Linked DNA regions of Homo sapiens: region 1 is linked to region 2. Evidence: chromatin loops called from intact Hi-C (ENCODE). Cell type or tissue: uterus. All regions are shown on one strand.

The links. Hi-C counts contacts between places; a loop is a spot of excess contacts. Peaks named below come from ENCODE experiments on the same cell type or tissue, not always from the same donor. Only the 100,000 strongest peaks of a DNase experiment are listed, where the experiment ranks them.
Region 1: it touches region 2 in a loop (4-fold over the local background); 56 of 110 quality-filtered maps call a loop at or near these places.

Annotation. Positions count from the first base shown.
Region 1 is chr2:10,143,264-10,145,763 of GRCh38, forward strand. It overlaps a transcript of RRM2 not described here. Among named protein-coding and RNA genes, the nearest start is that of RRM2, 22 kb to the left of the region's middle. RefSeq lists an enhancer at 1-67. In uterus, no CTCF peak of the experiment used is centred here; a DNase peak (open chromatin) is centred at 1,248; H3K27ac peaks cover 1,153 bases.
Region 2 is chr2:10,416,118-10,418,617 of GRCh38, forward strand. All of the region lies in intron 2 of HPCAL1 (hippocalcin like 1), which reads left to right. LOC124905972 (a long non-coding RNA gene) reads right to left here and starts at 2,348. Exons shown (of 3, transcript XR_007086211.1): 1 at 1-2,348. In uterus, no CTCF peak of the experiment used is centred here; no DNase peak of the experiment used is centred here.

The DNA.
Region 1 (2,500 bases), 270 kb before region 2:
TCCTGATCTTTCAGGTCTCAACTTACAGGTCACTTTCCCTGGGAACCTCCTCAGACCCAGTGAGGCCAGATTAGGGGCCTCCTCAGAGCCCTCATGGCCCCAAGTGTTTACCACTTCGCTTTTTCATACTATCCAAAGTGCACAGAATCGTACACTTTTCTGATGCCTTGTTCCAGCTGAGTGCCCTGAGGGCAGGGATGGGGTCCGTGTCCTCCGGTGTGCTCAGCCAGCACCTGGCCAGGCACTCTCAGTGTTGTTGAATGAATGAGCGAGTGAGTGACCCGCAGGGGAAGCTGCTGTGTCTGACACGGTAACGTGCAGGTTGCACTGGGGGGGCCTGGTTGAGATCATGACTGGAGTCCCTGGCCCCCAGAGTGGGAGTCATCAGTGGGGCTCGCTACCTCTGCACAATTTTTTTTTTTCTTTGAGACGGAGTCTTGCTCTGTCGCCAGGTGGTACAGTGGTACGATCTTGGCTCACTGCAACCTCCGCCTCCTGGGTTCAAGCAATTCTCCTGCCTCAGCCTCTCGAGTAGCTGGGACTACAGGTGTGCACCACCGTGTCCAGCTAATTTTTGTATTTGTAGTAGAGACGGGGTTTCACCATGTTGGCCAGGATGGTCTCGATCCCTTGATCTTGTGATCCGCCCGCCTTGGCCTCCCAAAGTGCTGGGATTACAGGCGTGAGCCACCACACCCGGCCCCTCTGCCCACTTTCTTCCCCTTCCTCCTCTCCCGTCTCCACCAAGGCTGTCTCTGGAGTGGCTGTGGATCTGACAGAATGCATGTCCGCTCTGCCATCACTATTCACGCACAGCGCCTGTTGGGGACTCTCCTGTAACCCAAGGGGGTAGCGGAAGGATGGAGCTTCAGGCCTTGAGGGCCAGGAAATGAATGTGGAAGACTGAATCCTCAGGGGACCCCAACTCTGGGCCGGGTCTGGGGCTCTGTTTTGAGGACGGGGAGTGGGAGGAGGTGGCAGCAGGAGCCGGCGTCTGAGGCATCTCCTCACACTCTTCCAAGGTCAGAGACGAGGTCTCAGATACGCTTGCTAATGCACGATTTATTTCTTTTTCAATTTCCTTTGGAACCTGTGCTGTGCAGATGTTCACATGATGTGGTGGGGAAGTGAGTTTTATAAAACTCTTGGCAGAGTACCATTCGGCATCCCTGTGGTTCTAGAGATTTCTGGGGCCTCGGGGCTGTAGCACCAGCTGCAGACAGCTGCCTGCCTTCTTACAGTGCTCAGCTTTTGGGTCCAGCAGCTTTCTCAGTCCCAAACACATGTGACCTCACGATTCTGGCCCTTCCATGATCCGCAACAAACTGTTCTGGTGTGTAGGTGGAATTCCTATTTTTAATAGCCAAGTTGTTGAGAAATTGTAGGGCTTCTACTTCCTTTTGAACGGAAGGGCTCCGGAGATATTTATATCTTTGCTTCTATAGAATCTAGGAGGTTGTCTTTACCCAGGGAGGGTCAGCATGTGGAGAGGGTCACCTGGGAGAGGCCCCGGTGTCAGCCTGCACTTGCCGTCAGTAAATGGTACGACATTGAGCACCAAGGAGCTCAGCCAGCCCCTCGAGGGAAGTCCTAGCTGCCCACTGGGGGAAGGGCGGGGAGGCATGAAAACAATGACCCCACTGGCTGGTGGGGGTGACCGTGTTATGCAAAGTGTACACCATGTAGCATGAGCACCGGGCCGGGAGCCCCCAAGGCTGCTGGGGAATCAGGGAGACACCAAAGAGGAGGTGGCCTTTCCCTTGAAGGGTAAGGGATCTGTAGGAGTCTGTGGGAGAGTGGAAGCTGCGGGAGGGAAAGGAGGGAGGGAAGGAGGCCTGGAGAGAGGAGGGAGGCTCTTGCATTCCAGGCAGGTATGGGAGCTCCTGGCAGAGTTTGCAGTACCCAGTGGCTCAGTGTGGTTGGAGTTGGCTGTGGGCCAGGTGGGTGGGTAGACAGGGGCCAGGTCTGGAGGGGTTTTTAGTGCTGTGCTGAGGGGTCTGAAGTCCATCCCGAAAGTTGTAACTGGGGAGTGGCACGGTGGTGAGTTAGAGCCACGTCATTCAAACTTTCTCAAATTCCCATACATAGAGACCTAGTGTGCACACTCGCAGCCCAGGCTTGTGAGCTGCAGTCGCCCTTGCCATGTGCAGCTCGTTCTGGCGTGTTCTGTTCTGCTTCTATTCTGGCTCATTTGTTCTATGAACAATGCTGTTTGCAATCCTCTACATTGGCTTCCTCTCTCCCTGAATATTTTTGATCTGCAGTTAGAACAACACTGGATTGGCAAGAGGGAGACTGAGGCGGGAACCCAGGCAGAGGCTGCTGTGAGTCCAGCTAGGATGAGACGTGGGTGCCAGACAGTGGGCCTGGGGCAGACCCCAGGGACTCCGCAGTGAAGACCCCACCTCAGTGGTCCTGGGCCCCAGGCCTCAAGAGACTTGGGGCAGCTCCCTAAGCAGCAAGAGGGGTCCTGTCATCGTGAGGCGTGTTGAGGATCCAG
Region 2 (2,500 bases):
CCACCACCTCAGGGCTTAGCGGCAGTCAAGGTAACCTCAGGTCCTCAGGCTACCTTTGCAAATAGGTCCTTGCAAAGACCCTAATTCACATTCACAGATACTGGGAGTTAGGACTTCAACATCTTTTAGGCGGGCCATGATTCAACCCATGCATCTGGGCCTAGGAAGTGGAACTGCCCCAGTGAGCGATGCCCTGGGCACTGTGCAGTTCTGGGGGACACAGCCCTGACAGCCGGAGGGGGGCTTTCTGGGCACAGAGCTGTCTGGGATCCGCCAAGGCAACACAGGAAGGAGTCCAGAGCTCACCTGGGTGAGACCCGAGAGCTGTCAGTGACAGCAGAATCCAGAGGGAGCCCACATCTCCAAGCCAGGTCCAGAGCTCTTCCAACAGGATAGCAGTCTTGTCAGGCACTCTGGGAGGCCAAAGTGGGAGGATCACTTTGGGGCCAGGAGTTCGAGCAACCTGGGCAACATAGCAAGATCCCTATCTCTACAAACAAACCAAAAACCTCAGTAGCATCTTTGTTGTTTTTTCTCTTCTGTCAGGTATTTTGGTAGTAGTGATCTTCTGATTTTACATTCCCTTTTTTTTTTTTTCCATGTAGAAATCTCTATGGCCATTTCCTCTTGTGAATTAATTGAGTTTCTAAAGTGAACTAGCTGCATGTTAGAACCAGGACTTTTTTGAGCCCTTTAGAGCATGCTGGCAGGCGTCATCCCCAAGCCCCAGGGTGGGTCATATTTCTGGATGATGGAGGCAGGGGGTGCAGGGGTCCCCTATCTGCACATTGTTCTGAGTCTGATGTGATTCCTCAACTCCTCCATGAAACAGGGGCCATGCTTGTCCTCGTCTGGGGCAAACTGCAGTTGGAGAGGCTGGCCTCCTGTGGCTGCATATCCAGAGCTGGGCTTAACTGGCCAGGAGGAGAGAAGAATCCTCTCTCTTAATAAAAAGTCCCCAGGGGCTGGGCACAGTGGCTCACACCTGTAATCCCAGCACATTGGGAGGCTGAGGCAGGTGGATCACCTGAAGTCAGGAGTTCGAGACCAGGTTGGCCAACATGGTGAAACCCCATCTCTACTAAAAATACAAAAATTAGCTGGGCATGGTGGTGCATACCTGTAATTCCAGCTACTTGGGAGGCTGAGGCACAAGAATCGCTTGAACCCAGGAGGCGGAGGTTGCAGTGAGCTGAGATCGCTCCATTGCACTCCAACCTGGGTGACAAGAGCGAAACTCCCTCTCAAAAAAAAACAAAAAAAAAAGTCCCCAGGGCCCATGTCCACCCAGCCGTCTCTCTCCCTCCCGGCCAATGTTATTCTTTCCTCATAAGCCCTTCCAGAGCACAAACACACAAGCACGTATGTTTGTCTTCTTTTCTCATAAATGGTAACAAGCTCTGCTTGCTGTTGTGCAGCTTCTCTTTTCACATAAAAATACACCTTGAAGATTATTTCTTATGAGTACGTAAGATGGGCACCTGAGTAGTTTGCTGTTACAGACCACGTAGGCAATGGCCACCTGCACAGATTATTTGCACAGGTGGGAGTATCATTAGATGTTTCTGGAAGTGGGATGGCTGGGTCAAGGTGAATGTGTGTTTGGAATTTTGAAAGATAAAGTCATAAAGATAAGTAAAAACACCTGGCATCTTGGCTCACGGCTGTAGTCCCAACACATTGGGAGGTCAAGGTGGGAGGACTGCTTGAAGCTAGGAGCTTGAGACTGGCCTGGGCAAAATAGTGAGGCCCTGTTTCTACAAAAAAAAAAAAAATTAACTGGGTGTGGTGGTGTGTGCCCATAGTCTCAGCTACTCAGGAGACTGAGGTGGGAGGATCACTTGAGCACCGGAGGTCAAGGCTTCAGTGAGTCATGATCACACACTGCAGCCTGGGTGACAGAGTGAGAGCCTGTCTCAAAAAATAAATAAATAAAAAATAGATAGATAGATTGATTGATTGATATAGAGAGGATAAGTAAAAACAAAAACATGTATGTACTATAAAACCTGGGATGGGCTGGGCGTGGTGGCTTATGCCTATACTCCTAACACTTTGAGAGGCCAAGGCAGGCGAATCACTTGAGGTCAGGAGTTTGAGACCAACCTGGCCAACATAGTGTGAAACCCTGTCTCTACTAAAAATACATAAATAAATAAATAAATAAATAGCCAGGTGTGGTGGTGCATGCCTATAATCCTAGCTACTCAGGAGGCTGAGTTGGGAGGATTGCTTGAACCCAGGAGGTGGAGGTTGCAGTGAGCCGAGATCACACCACTGCACACTCCTCATAAGTGCCTGGAAGGGCAACACAGTGAGACTCCATCTCAAAAAAAAAAAAAAAAAAAAAAAAACAACCCTGGGATAGAGGCAGAGAAGAAAGGAAGTGGTGGGCAGTGTGGGTGGTCTGTCTTACCTTTCATAATGGAGAGCTGGTGCCTACTGTTTAGAATTCACAAACACAGAGTTCAAAGTGGTTGCCACTGTGGCTAGGGTAGGA